2 separate regions of the Homo sapiens genome follow, and region 2 is linked to region 1. Evidence: read pairs that join two places in POLR2A ChIA-PET (ENCODE). Cell type or tissue: OCI-LY7. All regions are shown on one strand. Each heading gives the region's core, and the rest is flanking DNA. Links, peaks and the distances in the headings are about the cores only.

Region 1 (10,572 bases), core at 34-8,033:
ACAGCTCTCCACTGGAAAAATCTCCAATATCCTGACACAGCCTCATGGCCCTCCCTGATCTGGCGCCAGCTGACATCTCCAGCCATATCTCTCAGGCTAACTCCCAACCTCTGTGCTCCAACTACACAGATCTTTTCAGCCCCTCAAGTGCAGCTGGCGCACTCTCTCTCTCACCTCTCAGCATTTTTTTTTTTTTTTTTTTTTTGAGATGGAGTCTTGCTCTGTCACCCAGGCTGGAGTGCGGTGATGCGATCTCAGCTCACTGAAGCCTCCACCTCCTGGGTTCAAGCGATTCTCCTGCCTCAGCCTCCCTAGTAGCTGGGATTACAGGTGTGCACTACCACGCTTGGCTAATTTTTGTACTTTTAGTAGAGATGGGGTTTCACCATGTTGGCCAGGCTGGTCTCCTCTCAGCTTTTCTGAAAGCAACCTGTACCCCCTCCCTTCTTCTTCTTCCTTTTTTTTTTTTTTTTTTAATGTAGAGACAGAGTCTCCCTCTGTCGCCCACGCTGAAGTGCAGTGGCATGATTATAGCTCACTGTAAGGTCAAACTCCTGGGCTCTAGCAATCCTCCTGCCTTGGCCTCCCAAAGTGCTGGGATTACAGGTGTGGCCACCGTGCCCAGCCCCTTCTCTCTCTCTCTTTTCTTTTTTTTTTTTTTGAGACAGAGTCTCGCTCTGTCACCTAGGCTGGAGTGCAGTGGCGTGATCTTGGCTCACTGCAAGCTCTGCCTCCCGGGTTCACGCCATTCTCCTGCCTCAGCCTCCCAAGTAGCTGGGACCAGGAGCCCGCCACGACGTCCAGCTAATTTTTTGTATTTTTATAGAGATGGGGTTTCACCATGTTAGCCAGGATGGTCTCGATCTCCTGACCTCGTGATCCGCCCACCTCGGCTTCCCAAAGTGCTGGGATTACAGGCGTGAGCCACCGCGCCGGGCCTCTCTCTCTCTTTTTTTAAGGGCAATTTTAGGTTTATGGCAAAACGGATTAGAAAGTACGGAGATTTTTTTCTGCAACCCCTGTCCCCGCATACGCATAGCCTCCCACACCAACCACATCCCACACAGAGTGGTGCATTTGTTGTAAGTGAGAAACCGACACCGACACATCGTTATCACCTGGAGACCACAGTTTACATCAGGGTTCATTGTTGGCGATGTACATTCTATGGGTTCAGACAAATGTATAATGACATGCATCCTCTGCTGTTGTATCATACAGAATCGTTTATTTTTATTTATTTATTTATTTTTGAGACAGGGTCTCACTTTGTCACCCAGGCTGGAGTACAGTGGCACAATCTCGGCTCACTGCAGCCTTGACCTCCCGGGCTCAAGCGATCCTCCCACCTCAGCTCTCCAGGTAGCTGGGACTACAGGCATGCGCCACCAAGCCTGGCTAATTTTTTTTGTATTTTTAGTAGAGACGGGGTTTCACCATGTTGCCCAGGCTGGTCTCGAACTCCTGACCTCAAGTGATCCTCCTGCCTCAGCCTCCCAAAATACTAGGATTACAGGCATGTGCCACTGTACCTGGCCTCATACAGAATAGTTTCACTGCCCTAAAAATCTTCTCTTCTCTGCCTATTCATCCCTCCCTCCCCCCAACCCCTTGCACCCACTGATCTTTTTACTGTCTCCATAGTTTTGCCTTTTCCAGAATGTCATATAGATGAAATCATAGGGTATGCAGTGTTTTCAGATTGGCTTTTCACTTAGTAATATGCATGTGTGTCCCCTCTTCACCATGTCTTTTCATGACTAGATAGCTCATCTCTCTCTCTCTCTTTTTTTTTTTTCTTTTTGAGACAGAGTCTTGCTCTGTTGCCCAGGCTGGAGTGCAGCAGTACCATCTCAGCTCACTACAACCTCCGCCTCCCGGGTTCAAGCGATTCTGTGTCTCAGCCTCCCAAGTGCTGGGATTACAGGTGTGCGCCACCACACCCAGCTAATTTTTTTTGTATTTTTAATAGAGACAGGGTTTCACCATGTTGATCAGGCTGGTCTCAAACTCCTGACATCAAGTGATCTGCCCACCTCGGCCTACCATAGTGCTGGGATTACAGGCATGAGCCACAGCGCCTGGCCTAGCTCATCTCTTTTTAGCACTGAGCAATATCCCATTGTCTGGATGTGCCCCCGTTTATTTATCCATCACTTACTGAAAGGACACCTTGGTTGTTTCCAAGTTTGGACAATTATGAATAAAGCTGCTATAAGCATCTATGTACAGATTTGTGTGGACATAGGTTTTCAACTCATTTGGGTAAATACCTGCCCTTCCCTCTCACCTGGTGGCTCTTCCCATTTTGGGGGGCTCTAATTATTTATAACCTCCTCCAGGAAGTCTTCCCTAATCCCTCCCTGCAACTTGGCACAGGCGCCCCCTCTATAGCAGCCCCCTGTGCTTCCCCCAGCACACATGGATTATGCTATTGTTTTCTCTGGTTTTCTTGCTGGTTTTGAGCTCTTCGAGGCAGAGACCAGATCTTAGCACACAGCAGATGTACAATGCATCCTCGTAGGATGAATGGGGGATGCCAGGCTTTCAAGAGCAAGGCTGTCATCTGTGGTGGGCGCTACCTGGATACAGGGAGACCTGAGATTTCCAGATCTGGTGATAACAAAGCCTTCTCTCCAACTATCCACGCTCCCTGGCCTTGAAGGCCAACTGCTCCTGAGAGAAAACCTCCCAGCCTTTGTGTTCTGGACACTCACGGTCTCTGGCACATGCTTATCTTGTCTTTCTGCTCAGAATGCAAGTTCCTGGTGTGCAGAGTCAACATTTTACCCTTTCCCTGTATCCCGTAGTGCCTCACATGGCGTCATGCACAAGACTGCATTCTGCTGTGATTTCAGGCCTGGGGCTGTGCCCCAGCTCTGCCTCTTAGTAGGCAGGCAATCTTGAGCTAGTTATATTACTTCTCTGAGCCTCAGTTTCCTCATCTGTAACATGAGGTTATAATAATGCAATCCATAGAGTCATTCTGAGAATTAAATGTAAGAATATGTGTAAAGCTACTTAGTACAATGACTGCACATAAGTGTACAGTAAATTATAACTATTATGATTACTATTGATTCTTTAAAAAGAAAGTCTTTGAGGCTGGGCGCGGTGGCTCACGACTGTAATCCCAGCACTTTGGGAGGCTAAGGCGGGTGGATCACTTGAGGCCAGGAGTTCGAGACCAGCCTGGCCAACATGGTGAAACCCTGTCTCTACTAAAAATACAAAAAATTAGCCAGGCATGGTGGTGCACCCCTATAGTCCCAGCTACTCGGGAGGCTGAGCCACAAGAATCACTTGAACCCGGGAGGCGGAGGTTGCAGTGAGCCGAGATTACGCCACTGCACTCCAGCCTGGGCGACAGAGCAAGACCCTGTCTTAAAATAAATAAATAAATAAATAAATAAATAACCTTTCACTGAGCACTAGCTGTGTTATGCAAGAAATGCAGTGATTAAGAAAATAGGGTTCTTCTTTCAAAGTTCAGAGTCAACTGGGAAGACAACTCTAACCAGCAGTTAGGGGACAGTGTGAAGAACAGGTGAGCCTGACGTGCTGTGAAAACCCAGAAAAGAGGAAGTTCAGTTTGAGGAACCAGGGAAGGGTGCTAGAAGAAGGAGTCCCACTGTCGAGTCATGAAGAATGTCCCTTGGGCTAACAGAACTTAGCCCAAGTAAAAAACAGGATAGGCCAGATGCAGTGGCTCACACCTATAATCCCAGCACTTTGGGAGGCCAAGGCGGGTGGATCACCTGAGTTCAGGAGTTCCAGACCAGCCTGGCCAACATAGTGAAACCCCATCTCTACTGAAAATACAAAAACTAGCTGGACGTGGTGGTAGGCGCCTGTAATCCCAGCTATTCGGGAGGCTGAGGCAGGAGAATCGCTTGAATCCAGGAGGCAGAGGTTGCAGTGAGCTGAGATCGTGCCATTGCACTCCAGCCTGGAGTACAAGAGCGAGACTTTGTCTCAAAAAAAAAAAAAAAAAGAACAGGATAAAAGCCCTCCTGGTGGCCAGGCACAGTGGCTCACGCCTGTAATCCCAGCACTTTGGGAGGCCGAGGCGGGTGGATCACTTGAGGTCAGGAGTTCAAGACTAGCCTGGTCAACATGGTGAAACCCCGTCTCAACTGAAAATACAAAAATTAGCCGGGCATGGTGGTGGGCGCCTGTAATCCCAGCTACTTGGGAAGCTGAGGCAGGAGAATCACTTGAATCTGGGAGGCGCAGTTTGCAGTGAGCCAAGATCCTGCCACCACACTCCAGCCTGGGCAACAGAGTGAGACTCTGTCTCAAACAAACAAACAAACAAACAACAACAAAAAAGCCCTCCTGGCAAAAAGATCAGTGTATTCAAGAGGGACCCTAGCAGCTTCACTGATCACAAGTATTTTGGTGGAGTGTGAATGAAGGACTGTTGAGTTGTGGCTGGGGAGGTGAGCTGTGGTCAGATCTTAGGGAGCCTGAGTGTCCAGTTGAGGAATGTAATGTTCAGAAAACACCTACCGTGGATGGATGCATGCGTGGGTAGACAGATAAATGGATAGAGAAGGATGGGTGCAGATGGACACAGGGATGGGTGAATGGATGAGTAGATGGATATAGATGAGGAAATGACTGAACAGATAGATGGATAGATCAATGCAAGTATGGGTAGAAGTATATGCAGACGAAGAGACATGAATGTGTGAATGGAAGTATAGAAGTGTGAACACATAGAGAGATCTATATGAGTAGATGAATACATAGATAGATTCATGGGTGAATGTAGAGAAGAATGAATAGATGCACGAATGGACAGATAAATGCATGGATAAATTGCTATAGGAATGATTGCTTAGAGATGGAGGAATGGATAAATAGGCATCTGGACAGATAAGGAGATAAACAGATGAAAAATGGAGAGATAGATATGGAAAGATGGACAGATAGATGAATAGGTAGATGAATGGATGGACAGATGGATGGATAGGTGGATGGATGGATGGATGGATGGATAGATATGTAGACGAATGGATGGACGGATGGATGGATGGATAAATGGATGGATGGATGATGGACAGATAGATAGATAGGTAGATGAATGGATGAATGGATAAATGGACAGATGGATGGATAGGTAGAGGATGGATGGATGGATAGATGGGTAGATAAATGGATGGATGGATGGATGGTGGACAGATGGATAGATAGGTAGATGAATGGATGGATAAATGGACAGATGAATGGAAAGGTAGAGGATGGATAGATGGATGGACAGATGCATGAATAGATGCATGGGGAAGGGATGGGAGATGGATTAGACGGGGGCATGGACGGAGGGATAAGAGGATGAAAGGGCTGGGGGTTGGAAAATTAGGGCGGATTGATGGTTGCATGATGGATACACAATTGGAGGGCTCCATGGATGGCCACTGCTGGCTTGCTTCTCTCCCACTTTCAAGCCCCACCTACCTTCAAAGTCCACTCGTCCATCCCCATTGAGGTCCACATCTCGGATAATTTCCTCTATGTCTCGGTGTCCCACCTGATGACCCAGGAGCTTCCTCATAGCCTCTCGCAGCTCACTGGTGCTTATTTCCCCATCACCATTGGTGTCAAACTAGAGAAGGCAGGAAGGAAGGAGAGGTCGCCCCAGCATGGCGATTGGCAGCAGCAGATCCCAAAGTTGAGCTCCTTCTCCAGTGTCATTGCCCCCCTTTACCAGAGACCTTTCTCTGTCCAAGCTCCCTCCCCTGATCTGGGACTTGAGGCTCAGGCTTCTTTTGAAGTATTTATACTGCAGATAGGATTCCAATAGCCGCCCCATGCCTGCCTGCCTCTGTCCGTTACCTCTCGGAAAGCATCTCGCAGTTCCTTTACACCAATCATATCTGCTGTCTCTGCCAGGAGTTTAGGCCCCATTAGCTCCACGAAGTCATCAAAATCTACATGGCCACCCACTGGAAAAGGAGGAAAGGGCTAGGTCATCCCCGACATACCCATTCCCTGTCTCCAACTAGACAACTGACAGAATGGACAACCCCTCCTTGACCTGCTCATCAGATAGAGACAAACTTAATAATAACAAGAGCCCTCTGTTCAGTTCTTCCTGTGAGCCAGTTATTGGGCTGTTTTACAGATATTCCCTAATCTACTTTCTGGGCTCCACTCCTCCAATTCGGCCCTCATTTTACAGGTGAGGAAACTGAGGCTCAGAGAGGGTAAGTGGTTGGCCCCAGATCACAGAGCTGGTAAGAGGTGGATGCAGAATTTGAAGCCAGTCCTGTCTGACTGCAGAGGACGGCAAGGGTGAGGACCGAAGGGACGCAGATGCCTGGTAGAGGGACTCACGGTTCATGTTGATCTGCTGGGACAGTTCGATGAGCTCCATCTCGGTGGGCATGTAGCCCATGGTGCGCATGCAGTTGCCCAGATCCCGGCAGTTGATGTAGCCATCCTTGTCCTTGTCGAATTCTCTGAAGGCCTCTCGGAGCTCTGGGGAAGTGAGCAAAGGTGGATGTGGTCAGGGGTAGGACCCGCAGAGCCTCTGTGGGCAAAGGCAGCCCAAAGGCCCACCGGCATGGAAAGAGAGGCCCAGGAGCTTCCCAGGATGCTGGGGCATTTCTCTTGCCTCCTGTGCACACCTTCAGCAGCTGGTTTCACAGAAGATACCCCGCGTTGCACCAGGCCCCATTTCCAGGGGCCTCTCTTCCCATCAACCTCCCTTCCCACACCTTCCTAGAGGGCTAGGCAGTCCTTTCCCCCAAGGGGCCAAGTTTTACCTTCAATTTCCTCTGGTCGCAGTGATCTATCCTGAAACAAAAGAACATGTCCTATTAGCCGCGACAAGGGACCTGGAAGTCACAAAATACCTAACCTGGGGGCCATCCACGTGGCAGCAGGCACTGGGTAGGAGGTGACGAGGATGCAGCACAGGTGTGCCTGGATCAGGTCCTTGAGGGGAGAAGAAAGCCCCACATCTCCCTTAGACATAGAAGCTCCTGGGCCCCTAACAGGAGATGCCCAAGAAGCCACCAGCCCCACCAGCCTGGGCACAGAACCTCTGTGCCTCCAGCCCCTTGTTCCAGATACAAGAATGGGTCAGCAGGAGTTTGAGGCTGTAGTGAGCTATGATGGTGCCATTGCACTCTGTCACCCTGGACAACAGAGTGAGACCCTGTCTCAAAAAAAAAAAACAAAAAAAGAATGAGTCAGAGAACAGAGCTTGCCTGGTGGCAAAAACCTGCAAATAAAACAGAGTCCAGGGAGGTCACAACAGGGAAAAGAGAGCACCACCCAATGAAACAGGAAGAGCAGGGCGACAGAGGCTGCAAGACAACAGAAGAGGCGCAGGAGGGGAGGGAAGGCAGGGCCATCCTGAAGCGAGGGTAGGAGGACAGGGAGGAGTCAGGAGGAGACGTGGCAACAGAATGGGGCTGTGACTGCTTCGCGGGCACTGCCCCACCTTCTCCAATTTGACCCCCATCCCTGTACGTTCCCCTGTCATGGGATCACAGGACACCACATAGGACCCCGGGGGCCACCAGTGCTTCTGGCTGGAGCCAGGGTCCAAAAAGCACATGTCTCCAGCCTCAAGCAGTGCCCAGGTCTCCTGGGCAATCAAGGCAACCCTGAATCTAGGCGTCAGAACAGATGGCAGAGACATCTCCAAGGAGCAGGCCTGGAGGAAGCTCAGGTTGGTGAGCTGCCAGTTGCCCTGGGCCTGCCCAGGAGGGAGATAGACTGGCATGAAATGGATACAGGTGCCCAGCTGGACCTGGTTAGTAGACTCCAAAAGTGGCCTTCAGCGTCCAGCCTCCCGCATGTTGCAGCTCTTTGCCTTTGGGCAGGGAGGACACCAGGCAGGTGTGCCCGTCCTGAAGAGGCTCACACAGGTATGGCCATACCTCCCACGAACACAGACACGCAGGCATGCCACAGTGAGCGTGTGGCACCTCCACTGTGCATGCAGGCCGTTCCAGCCAACGGGGCCAGGATGAGTAGAGACAGCCACTCCAAACTGGCCCCAGGACAAAAGACGACAACACCAGAAAATCTGCAGATCATCTAGAAAGGGAAGGGCTGCTGAGTCACATCTCATGGGACAACCAGGTGCATAGGACCAAGAGCTCAGAGGTAGCTCTGTGTGGCAGGACAGCGTTGAGAGTGTGTGTGAGCTTGGAGGGAGCAGGCTGCAAGCTCCCAGCTCCGCCAGGCTGGGGGTAGGAGTCACCCATAGGGAGGCGTGTCTCTGAGATGACTGCATGGACGTTCACCTAAAAAGCTCGCTATGGGCCAGGCACGGTGGTCCACGCCTGTAATCCTAGCACTTTACGAGGCCAAGGCGAGGGGATCACTTGAAGCCAGGAGTTCGAGACCAGCCTGGGCGATATAGTGAGACCTCGTCTCTACCAAAAAACCTTGTTTTAGTTAGCCAAGCATGGTGGTTCACGCCTGTAGTCCCAGCTACTCGGGAGGCTGAGGCAGGAGAATCACTTGAGCCTGGGAGGCAGAGATTGCAGTGATCCAAGATTGCACCACTGCACTTCCACCTGGACAAGAGAGTGAGACTCTGTCTCAAAAAAAAAAAAAAAAAAAAAAAGCTGGTGATGGTGCCTGGCTTAAGGGTAGGTCACAGCCATTCCAACACAAACCCATATGTTCGTAGATGTTTTTGGGTGACCAAAAAGGATGTTTTGTGCAATGGGTCATACCAGCAGTCTGTGAAAGCGAGTGAGTAAGCACACGTGTGTACACATACATGCAGAGCACACGCCCTAGGACCAGCTACTGAGACCCAATAAATCCTTTCCCACGCATCAGGCCTTAAGCAGCCTCCCACTTCTCCAAGGCCCAGTTCTGCAGGACTCGGGAGGAACAGGCATTGCTGACCCCATGGCAGCCCCTTCCGTTCCTCCTGTACACCCAAAGCCCCGGGGGCAGCAAAGCCAGGTGCCCCTTCACGGAGTGTGCCCGCCACCAGAGCTGGTCTGCTGAGCACTGATGGCTGGTCCTTGGATCACACACCCCATGCACAGCAGTAGCTATGTGTGTTCTCTGCCCTGGAGTAGAGCCAGGGATGCCCACTAATGTGCCAGGAAGATCACGTGCAGCAACTCAGGGTCAGGTGGAATGGGGTGCAGGAACACGCCTTTCTCCCCAGTACATGTGGCTGGGGAGACGCACTTGGACTCTAGAGGCAGACAGACCTGAGTATGAAGCTCAGATCTACTTCCTCAGGCAGGTCACTCTGCTGTTTGAGCCACAGTCTCCTCATCTGTAAAATGGGTTAATACCAGTACCCACCTCACAGGGCCTTAGTGTGCATTCAGTGAGACAAGATATTAAAGTGTTTAGCATGTGGCATTCAATAAATGCAACCTACAAATGTTTACCTCTATAACATCCTCATTAGTCCTCTCCTCTCTTTGAACTATTTAGCTACTTGTAGAAAGCTGGCCAATTCACTAGCCGCTAGCCACATGTGGCTATGTAAATTTGAGTAAGAATAACATAAAATCCATAATTCAGTTCCTTAGTTGCACTAGCCACATTTCAAGTGGTCAATAGCCACATGTGGCTAGTGGCTACTGTATCGGACAGCACGGAATTTAGAATATTTCCATCACTGTAGAAAGTTCTACCGGACAGTGCCACGTATACAGAGTTGTCATTAGGAGCACAAGAGGCTCTTGAGTCAGGCTATCCAAGTGTGAATCCTACCTCTACCACCAACAAGCTGTTACCTCGAGCATGTGACCTCTGCACTCCAGTTTTCTTTCTTTCTTTCTTTTTTGAGTTGGAGTCTTACTCTGTCACCCAGGCTGGAGTGCCATGGCGCGACCTTGGCTCACTGCAACCTCTGCCTCCTGGGTTCAAGCGATTCTCCTGCCTCAGCCTCTTGAGTAGCTGGGATTACAGGCACCCGCCACCATGCCTAGCTAATTTTTGTATTTTAGTAGAGATGGGGTTTCACCATGTTGGCCAGGGTGGTCTCAAACTCCTGACCTCAAGTGATCCACCTACCTCGGCCTCCCAAAGTGCTGGGATTACAGGCGTGAGCCGCTGCGCCCAGCCCAAGTCAGTTTTCTCATCTGTAAAATGGGGATGATAAAAGCACCTACCTCTTAGAGCTGCTCTGAGGCTTAAATGAGGCAATCCGCCAACACACTAGGCACAGTGCTCACCTAGTAAGTGCTCAAAACAATGTATCTGATATTATTATTATTATTATCATCATCATTATTTTGCTCGTGGATATGGACTCACCAGCACTTTGTAGCCATGAGTGGAAAACTTTGGGGATCAGATTCATAAGTTGGGGGTGTGAGCTCTGTATAGACCCCTTCTTCATCCCAGCACCTCCTCACGCCCTGTGAAGCCAAGTTCAGCGGGCTCCACTGGGCCAACTTACGTACAGGCTGCCTGTTCTCAGCGAAGCCCTTGCGCAGGAAAATGCAGGCAGGGCCCAGCAGGTTGTGCATGACTGCGCAGTTCTGGGCCAGCATCAGGAGCGGTCCCGGGAGCTCGGCGTCAGCCGCCAGCCCCTCCTCGCTCGTCTGCACCACCATGTAGCTGGTCTGT
Region 2 (10,572 bases), core at 1,831-9,830, 150 kb before region 1:
GGTGGCGGACTCCTGTGATTCCAGCTACTTGGGAGGCTGAGGCAGGAGAATTTTGCTTGAACCCAGGAGGCGGAGGTTGCAGTGAGCCGAGATCGCACCGTTGCACTCCAGACTGGGCGACAGAGCGAGACTCTGTCTCAAAAAATAAAATAAAATAAAATAAAAATTCCAGACTTCCAGAAGTCTGAGGTTAAGAGTTTCTAGAGAGTCTCCATTGATTTGAGAGATGTAGCAAAATAATTAAACAATAGTATCAGACTTTAAGGCAGTGAATTTGGGAAGTGTAGATATTTAATCTGCCTTGAGGGTAGTGACAATATGCTTCAAAATACAAAGGATACAAAAACAAAGTCATCCAAGTAAGACACCATCAGAAGAAAAGTTCCTCAGAAGAAAGCCGCTCTTGTTTTTTTATAGCTCTGGAGTCTGGAGAAAACTTTAAATTGCCTTTTAAAAATACCTGCTGACCTTTAATCATAAAAAAGAAAAGCTGCTCAATCTCACTTTAATTTTTAAATTTTAATTACAATTTTAATGCAAATAAAAACCATACTGAGATACCAGTTTTCATCTCTCAGATGGGTAAAAATTCAAAAGTTAGACAATACTCACTTTGGAAAGTAGGAGCATTGAGTTCATTACGGATGAGAGTGTGAAATGGTATAACCTCTCTGTAGGGCACTTTGGCAACATCTATCAAATTGCAAGTGCATTTCCCCTTTGAGCCAGCAATCTGACTTTGAGGAATGTTATACAAACAGGTCATTTCATGTGTGTGCAATGCAGGTATAATTTACAAGGCCCATTATTACAGAATTACTTGTTAACAGCAGAGTTTTTGGAAACAACCCCAGTGTCCACCTGTAAGGAACTTGTTCTTAAAAAACAAAACAAAACAAAACAAAAACTGTGGGGCATCTACACAATGGACTATCATGCTGATGTTTAAAAGAAAATTTTAAAAAGGAAGTTCTCCACATCCTGATACAGAAAGATTTCTAGGCTATATTGTAAAAGGGGGGTAGAGGGAGATACTGAGCAGTATATTTAATATTCTACCTATTTCATAAGAAGTGGTGAGAAATAATGTTCTTATATTGTATGTTTACTCCAAAAGGCTAGATAAGAAACTAAAAAATGTGGTTATTTAAAAGTTGTTATCTAAAAATGACTGAGAGGGTGGGGGTTGGGTGATGACTAGATGGGAGTAAGACCTCTGTGTATGTACTTTTTAATATACTTTTGATTTTTGTATGAATATATAACCTAGTCATAATTTTTTTTAATTTTAAGAAAATGTTCCTTCTTGTTTTCAGAATTTTGGAAGATGTGTGCAAAGATTATGTCACACAGCAAGAAACATAATTTTAGAATAAAGAGAAACTGATGAAGTTCATTTTCCTAATACATGATACATGATAGCTCAGATATCTCTTGGTATGTGAGCCTTGTCTACATAATCTGGTTGTTCAAAAGAGGACCCTGGACAGCCACAGCTGCATCATTGCTGGATGGGACCCAAGAGAGAGGCTCGAGTGGCCTTCATGTCTCCTACCTTCCCTTTCTCCACTCCCCGGCTGACTGAAATTTAGGAAAAGGTAGCACCCCTGTGAGGTGCTGTGAAACAGAATTCATGATCCAAAACATATATTCTTGTATTCATCTGCCTCTAGTAGTTTTAATTGTATTCAAATTGTCTTACCATCTCAAAGCCTGGTGTGGGGGGAAGAGAGAAGGATACAATATACCTATCATTCCAGCTTCATAATTTTAAAAAGTCTACCTTTTTTTTGGTGTATCCCTCCCATGTTTTATTTTCTTAGAGTATTTTAAAGTAAATCTTAAATCATATTATTTCACCTGTTAAAAGATAAACTTATGTTTAACTTTTGGAGAGTTTTTTTGAGCAGTGTCTCATGAATCAGGCAGCACCAGATCACAAGTGGATCACAGCTCCTTGGAGGGGGCCTGAGGGCAAAACTTTTATAAAGCTTTTGCAGAAGCAAAAGAAAGAAAATACTTGATTGGTTAAAGTAGAAAGTCTCTAGTAGAGATTAGTTGGCAGTTTCTGATTGGTAAAGCCCCTGGTTAGGTTTGATTGGCAGTTTCTGATGGGTTGAGTTACTCTGAGTTGGATTTCAGTTGGCTTCCTTAGGAACCCAAGACACTGGAACCATCTCAGCCTAATGGACTCCCCAGTTCATTTTTTTTTTAACATACCCATAAATACTTCAGGTTGTATCTGTAATAATTAAGGATCACGCCGGGTGCAGTGGATCCTTAGCCTGTAATCCCAGCACTTTGAGAGGCCGAGGCGGGTGGATCACTTGAGGTCACGAGTTTGAGACCAGCCTGGCCAACATGATGAAACCCCGTCTCTTACTAAAAATACAAAAAATTAGCTGGGCGTGGTGGGGGGGCGCCTGTAACCCCAGCTTCTCAGGAGGCTGAAGCAGGAAAATTGCTTGAACCTAGGAGGTGGAGGTTGCAGTGAGCCGAGATCGTGCCATTGCACTCCAGCCTGGGCAACAAGAGTGAAACTCCGTCTCAAAAAAAAAAAAAAAAGCTGAGGATCCAAAAGCCTGCCATTATAGACCACAGCAGTGTCTCATGAAAGTTTATTATATGTCTTATTTTTTACAACGATTAAAGGAAATGTAATGTCCTCCTCTGTATGCATCAGTCTTTCCTCACGAGGTTAATTTCCAGTCAGCATCAGAAAAGGTTGAGCATCTCTCACCTTAAAAAAAAAAGATAATCTTTTAAGACCTCCCTTATCCTTATATTTACCCTCCAGCTGCCGTTCTTTTCCCTGCACTTTTCAAAATACTGTCTTCATTTCCTTAGCTTTAACTTCTCACCCAATTTCAATCTGACTCCATCCTCACCACTTTACCCAGTGGTCACTCCAGTTGTCTTTCTTGACCTCTCAGCAGCATTCATGGTTGGCAACGTCTCCCTCCTAATGCAGTGAGTGTGAATTGAGTATTTAATGTGTTATGTTCTTTATATGAATTCCTCATTTAATCCTTTAACAACTGTTTGAGGTTGTCATTCCCCATTTTACAGATGAAAAGCTGAAGCTTAGAGAGGCTAAGTAACTGGCTTAGCTACTAGTAAGTGGTAGAGCAAGGGATTAAATTCAGGCCACATTTAATTCTGCTGCCTTTCTGAAATAACCTACTATTCTGGGTTTTCCTTCTCTGTCTCTCTTTCATCTTGGTTTTCTTTGCAGTTCCTTCTTCTACCTGATCTTTCAATTTGGAGATTTCCCAGGCCTTGATCCTAGGTCCTCTTTTCACTGCTGTGAGGCATTCACACACACCTATGACTTCAGTTACCATGTGGAAGGTGATGAGCTCTCAGTATATATACATCTTCAGCTCAGAACGGTTTCAATATCCACTTGTCTCCTCAGTACATTCAAACCTTAGCTTAAAATCTGTTCCTCTGGCCAGGCGCAGTGGCTCACGCCTGTAATCCCAACACTTTGGGAGGCCAAGGTGGGTGGATTGCTTGAGGTCAGGAGTTGGAGACCAGCCTGACCAACATGGTAAAACCCCATCTCTACTAAAAATACAAAAATTAGCCAGGTGTGGTGCATGCCTGTAATCCCAGCTACTCGAGAGACTGAGGCAAGAGAATCGCTTGAACCCAGGAGGCGGAGGTTGCAGTGAAACAAGATCATGCCACTGCACTCCAGACTGGGTAACAGAGCAAGACTCTGTCTCAAAAAAAAAAAAATCTGTTCCTCCTATGTTACTTTTTTTTTTTTTTCCACTAAATGGTACAAAGCCAGCTAAGCAGAAACCTAGGGATCACTGCAATTCTTCCCTCTGCTGGTTCCCATAAACAATCACCAGGTCCTGTTTATTGTGTCCTGTGTCTCTCTAAATCATCTTCCTCCCTAAGGAAAGCTCCCCTGTTCTTAGACTGCATCTACCTAATATACATTATCATAGTACCCTATACTTCTCTTTCTCTCTTTTGTAACATTCTTCATGATTATATTCATTCAGTTATGTTCATTTTTTTATTTCTTTAGGGTGAAATTGTTCATTTCTTTAGAAAAGACATTTAGGCAGAGACCAAGGCACTCTTATTTATTACTGTATATCCCAGTGGCTAGCAGAGTGCCTGGCATGTAAGCAGTATTAAATACTTTGCTGAATGGAAATTAAACAACAACAACAACAAAAAGCCTGCTAAGATTTGTTTTAGGAAAATCCCTGACAAATAAGAATGGGCAATGTGGAGGGTGAACTCATGGAGACAGCCTTTAAAACAATATTTCCAATAGCCGAGCCATAGAAGGGAGCTAACAAATTGGCAGTGGGATTAGGAGAAATAGGGTAGTTCGGGATGTGGAAGTAAGAGAAAGAAAGGGCTGTCAAGAATGCAGCAGATTTTTAGCTTTGGCAGCTGAGGGGATGGTGACACCATTCCTTGAGAGGATCAGCTAAGATGGAGAGAGTATTTGTGGTGGACTTGTTGACTTTGAAGAACCTCCTGTAGGCCATCTAGATGGAGAAAATCAATAGGCAGTTAGAAAAATGGAAACGGGGAATTCAGGAGATGCAGGCTTTACCTCATCACCGAGCAAAACCAGTAAAATACTATTAGAGATTGAAATGTAACTGGATAAAAGTCTGATTATTGAGACTTTTGCCATTGGCACAGATCTGGTAGATATTTTGATACTTTTTAAATTGGGGGTGGATGTTGTAAACATATACAGAGATGGGATTTTTACATTGATGTCATTTTACATGCCGTAAATATTTACTAATAATAGCTGTAAACCTACCAATTTATTCTTCATGTTAAACTAGCAAATCTCATTTTAATTGTGTTATTTTGTTAATGCTAATTTATACCTTTTTTCCTTCTTAAAGATAAAAACAAAGCTCAGTGGGGTTTATAGAACTCCATTAGACTGTAAGCTCCATTAGGACTCACTGCATGTGATTTAAATTTTTTTCCTCTTATTTCTCTAGGGCCTATTCCCTGGTGGATTCCAGTCAAGTGTCTACATTTCTGATTTCCATTCTTCTTATAGTCTATGGTAGTTTCAGGTAAGATATTCTCAAATGGGGTTGATACAAGTTGGAGGTGGAAGAAGGAAGCATTGCTCTGAAAGTGCTGGTACCAAAACTTACTCTGTGAAGAAAAACAGGACTTCGGCAGGATTTGACTCAGAATAGAGAGTTCTGCTATTTGTTCTTTAATTGGCTGCTGTTAAACACTTCTTCATTGTGCTTATGAGTTTAGCATGTTAATGCTTACATGTAAAAACTAATTGCTTAAAATGCTGGTTCTGAAATTAATCACCTAATGCACTCTTTATTAAGAAGGTTAAGGAGAGAGTCTTTGACAATGATTCTAGAGTCTCAAAGGGAACAAAGAGTTTAAATGGAAGGACAATTTGAAATATGAAAAAAAAACTACTAAATATCCATGTAATAAAATGACAAAGAGAACATTTCATTTTTTTTTTCTAACCAAAAATGAAAGTGTAGTCACAAAACTTTAGTAGGCTTACGAAGACCAGGGAAACCAAAGTAAAACTGTACCCAGGATGCTAATAAAGTTCTTAATCTTTGGCCGGGCACAGTGCCATATGCCTATAATCCCAGCACTTTGGGAGGCTGAGACAGGAGGATTGCTTGAGCCCAGGAGTTCAAGACTAGCCTGGGCAACATAGCAAGACCCCGTCTCTACAAAAAATATTTTTTAAAGAAGTTAGCCAGGCATGGTGGTAGTGCCTATGGTCCCAGCTACTCAGGAGACTGAGGCAGAAGAAGGATCACTTAAGCCCAGGAGATTGAGGATACAATAAGCTATGATCACACTGCTGCACTCCAGCTTGGGCAACAGAGCCAGACTATGTCTCAAAAAAAAAAAAATTTTTTTATGTTGTCCTAAAATGCTTGTAAGTAAGTAGATTATGTCCTTATGGAAATTTACATCATATTTTTCTTAATCCAAAGGCTTGACATCCAAGGTTGAGCCATACAAAATTGCTGATGGTTGACTATTAATATTTTGGCCCACAGAAACAATTTCATATGGTTCATCTTACTATTAATAGGGTTGTGCCTTGTAGCATTACCAGGTATTCTCTCTGATAACCTTGGAGATGCTGAGACTAGATCCTGCTGAGGTTCTCATCTCAGCAGGCAGCCATAGGAATAGGAGGGAAAATATAGACACTAGAGACACACTCCCTTTTTCCACTATCCTCAGTCGAGAGGAACTTTAATGGTTGTATAACTCAAATAGTTTAGTGGCTGATGAACCTACCAGAAAATGCTGCTCAAGGAATTATAAGTTGAGAACTTGAAAGGAAGTAATAGGGATAAGTGAAATACCCAGGCGTAAAGATTTTTAACTATGCAGTGTTATATCTGAATTTTAATGGCTACTTTGTAAAATCACAGACTTGCAGTCTTTACCTCAATACTGAGTAGAACAAGTAAAATATTACGGGTAATTTCAGTATACACCGATAAAAGGTTTTTTTTGGTGTTTTTTTTTTTGAGACGGAGTCTCACTCTGTTGCCCAGGCTGGAGTGCAGTAGCATGATGTCAGCTCACTGCAAGCTCCACCTCCTGGGTCCACGCCATTCTTCTGTCTCGGCCTCCTGAATAGCTGGGACTACAGGCGCCCGCCACCACGCCTGGCTAATTTTTTGTATTTTTAGTAGAGATGGGGTTTCACCGTGTTAGCCAGGATGGTCTCTATCTCCTGACCTTGTGATCCACCGGCCTTGGCCTGCCAAAGTGCTGGGATTACAGGCGTGAGCCACTGCGCCCAGCCAAAAGTGTTAATCACTGAGATGTCTACTGAGAACTCCAGATTCATAACCACTCTCAGAAGCATTAATCAAACCAGAGGAACTTAGAACCTTATCAGTGTAATCTTGATATTTTGCATCTCTACCCTGTGGACAAGTATTTTATTTTTTTCCCTTTGAGTATATAATGCATTAATATTTCAAAGGACTTTGCAATTAAACACAGAAGAAGCCATCTTTAGACTCAACCCTAATACTACTTTCAGTAGTGCAGACTACCTTCCATTTGGCATATGTTTGTATACTGTATACATTTTCATAGTTGAAATCATTTATATTCTGATTCTTTGCACCAGACAAATACTTTCTACAAATTATCTTCATATCATTTTAGTAATTTGACATTTCGTTGTGTTACTCATCTTATTCCACTCTTGTTGGACAAGTGGACTGTTACAGTGATGATAGCTTTATGGAGTATTTGCTTTTATTGAATTATATCACCAAGATAAATATCCAGAAGTGGAAATACTTCGACAGAGAGTATGAAATGGCTCTTACTACATATTACTGTATTGTTTTTCTGAAGGGCTATATCATTTTAGGATTGAGCAAGTTTTAAACCAAATTTTATGTAATAAGTGTATCATAGAATTATATAGATGGAAAGGATTTCTCTGGTGAACCTCCCTGTTTACAAATGAGGAAACTGGCCAGGCATGGTCCCTCTCACCTGTAATCCCAGCACTTTGGGAGGCTGAAGCAGGCAGATGCCCTGAGCCCAGGAGTTCAAGACCAGGCTGGACAACATGGTGAAACCCCATCTACCAAATATGCAAAAATTAGCTGGGCATGGCGGCGCTACCTGGGAGGCTGGGAGGAATGTTTGAGCCCAGGAGGCGGAGGTTGCAGTGAGCAGTGATCATACCATTGCACTCCAGCCTGGGTATCAGAGTGAGACCCTGGTTCAAGAAAACAAAAAACAAAAAAAAAAAAAAAAGAAAAGAAACTAAGAAACTGAAGCCCAAAATGAAAATGTTGATGTAACTTGACAAAGATTATGCAACCACTTGGTAACAAAGTCTGGATTGAAACAGTTTTCAGGACCTCCAGCTCAGAACCTTTTATCTTTTATAATTTAATAAGGCATTTCTGCAAAAAGTAAATCATGATGCCTTTAATTATACATTTAAATTGAACTCACTGAATAAGTTGGTGTTTTTTCCTCTTCTGTTTTATGGAAGAGATTTATGTAATTTTGTCTTTAAATGTTTGATAGGATTCACCAGTGAAGCCACCTACAGTTGGGCTTCTCTTTGTGGGAAGATATTTTTGGTTTTTGTTTTTTTCCTGCTGAGTTTACCACCTTTCCCTTGTTCTTTTTCTTTCTCTTTTTTTCTTTTTTTTTTTTTGAGTCGGAGTTTCGCTCTTGTTGCCCAGGCTGGAGTGCAGTGGCGCAATCTCTGCTCACCACAACCTCCGCCTCCCAGGCTCAAGCGATTCTCCTGCCTCAGCCTCCCGAGTAGTTGGGATTACAGGCATATGCCACCATGCCCGGCTGATTTTTGTATTTTTAGTAGAGATGGTGTTTCTGCATGTTGGTCAGGCTGGTCTCGAACTCCTGACCTCGTGATCTGCCCGCCTCGGCCTCCCAAAGTGCTGGGATTACAGGCATGAGCCACCGAGCCCAGCCTCCCGTTTTCTTTGTAATTGTTAGGGGCTATTTTTTTTATTGTGGTAAAATATATATAACATAAAATGTACCATTTAAACCATTTTTTAGTGTACCCTTCGGTGACAGGTAAGGGCTTTCTGAAACGCATTGTCTTTTTATTATAGCCATTCTAGTAGTAAGGTGTGAAGTGGTATCTCATAGTGGTTTGGGTTGTATTTCCCTGATATTGGGATGTTGGAAAGTTGATGAGCATCTTTTCCTGTGCTTATTAACCATCCGTTTATCTTCTTTGGTGAAATGTCTAGTCAAAAATTCTCTCTCAGTCATATGATTTGCAACTATAAATTTTTCCCAGTCTCTGGCTTGCCTTCTCATTTTCTTAATAGTGTCCCTTGGAATATAAACATTTTAATTTTGTTAAAGCCACTTTACCAATTTCACGTTTTATGGATCATGCTTTTGATGATGTGCCAAAAGCATGATCCATAAAATGTGAAACTGGTAAATTGGTACATGGGTACAAGGATTTTCTCCTATGTTTTCTTTCTTTCTTTCTTTTTTTTTTTTAATGGAGTCTCGCTCTGTCGCCCAGGCTGGAGTGCAGTGGTGTGATCTCAGCTCGCTGCAAGCTCTGCCTCCCGGCTTCACGCCATTCTCCTGCCTCAGCCTCCCGAGTAGCTGGAACTAGGCACCCGTCACCATGCCCAGCTAATTTTTTGTATTTTTTAGTAGAGACGTGGTTTCACAGTGTTTGCCAAGATGGTCTCGATCTCCTGACCTCGTGATCCACCCACCTCAGCCTCCCAAAATACTGGGATTACAGGCGTGAGCCACCGCGCCTGGCTCTCCTACGTTTTCTTTAAGAAGTTTTATAGTTTTGCTTCTTACATTTAAAATTATGATTCATTTTGAGTTAATTTTTATGTATGGCATGAGGTACAAATTTAATTTCATCTTTATAAATGTGGTTATCCACTTGTCCCAGTACCATTTGATGAAAAGACTATACTTACCAGTTGAATTACCTTGGCACCGTTGTCAAAAATGCATTGCTGACATGGTGGCATGTACCTGTAATCCCAGCGACTCGCGAGCTAAGGTGGGAGGATCACCTGAGCCCCAGGTGTTTGGGGTTATGGTGAACTATGATCGCGCCACTGCACTCAAGCCAGGGTGACATAGCAAGACCCTGTCTCTTAAAAAAAAAAAAAAAATCGACCATAAAAGTAAAGATAGTTATTAGGTCTGGTCTGTATGTCTCTTCTTATGCCAGTGCCAATGTTTTGATTGTTGTCGCGTTTAAAGTAAGTGTTGTTCTTTTACAAATTTTTCTGGCTACTCTGGATCCTTTGCATTTCCATATAAATTTTAGGTTCAGCTGGTCAGTTTCTACCAAAAAAAAAAAAAAAAGCCTGCAGGGATTTCGATAGGCATTGTGAATCTATAGATCAGTTTGAGGAAAATTGCTATCTTAATGATGTTCACTTCCAATCCATGGATGTGGAATGTGTCTCCGTTTATTTAGATATTCTTTAATTTAGATGTTTTAGATATTCTTTAATTTCTATTAATAGTGTTTTGTAATTTTCAGTGTGCAAGGCTTGCACTATTTTGTTAAATTTATTCCTAAGTATTTTTTTACTTTTTGATGTTATTTTTGATGAATTTTTTTCTTCATTTTGGATTGTTCATTGCTAAGTATATAGAACTACAATTAATTTTTGTGTATTGACCTCAAATACTGTAGCTTTGCTGAACTCATTTATTAGTGCTGGTAGTTTTTTGTCTATGATTCCTTAGAATTTTCTGCACATAGGATGATGTGGTCTGCAAATAAAGGCAGTTTTGCTGCTGCTTTCAATTCTGAAAGACTTTGTCTTTTTCCCTTTTTCTCCCTTATTGTACAGTGTCGAATAGAAGTGCCAAAGGCACACATCCATCCTTGCCCTGTTCCTAATCCTTCAGGGAAAGCATTTCCCATTAAGTATGTAGTTAGTTGTACATTTTTCATAAATGCCCTTTATCAGGTTGAAGAAATTTCTCTTATTTCTAGTTTGTGGAGAGTTTTATCATGAATGGGTATTGGATTTTATCATGTGT

The links. ChIA-PET counts read pairs that join two places held together with the same protein. Peaks named below come from ENCODE experiments on the same cell type or tissue, not always from the same donor. Only the 100,000 strongest peaks of a DNase experiment are listed, where the experiment ranks them.
Region 2: POLR2A ChIA-PET joins it to region 1 with 10 read pairs; 2 of 35 experiments call an interaction of 5 or more read pairs at or near these places.

Annotation. Positions count from the first base shown.
Region 1 is chr12:120,656,107-120,666,678 of GRCh38, reverse strand. CABP1 (calcium binding protein 1) reads right to left here. Exons shown (of 6, transcript NM_001033677.2): 2 at 6,771-6,801; 3 at 6,340-6,483; 4 at 5,839-5,948; 5 at 5,461-5,608. Among named protein-coding and RNA genes, the nearest start is that of CABP1, 21 kb to the right of the region's middle. RefSeq lists enhancers at 7,326-7,825, 7,826-8,327. In OCI-LY7, for the core only: no CTCF peak of the experiment used is centred there; DNase peaks (open chromatin) are centred at 398 and 3,568; H3K4me3 peaks cover 393 bases; H3K27ac peaks cover 2,688 bases.
Region 2 is chr12:120,805,312-120,815,883 of GRCh38, reverse strand. SPPL3 (signal peptide peptidase like 3) reads left to right here. Exons shown (of 11, transcript NM_139015.5): 2 at 4,998-5,075. Among named protein-coding and RNA genes, the nearest start is that of ACADS, 85 kb to the right of the region's middle. In OCI-LY7, for the core only: no CTCF peak of the experiment used is centred there; no DNase peak of the experiment used is centred there.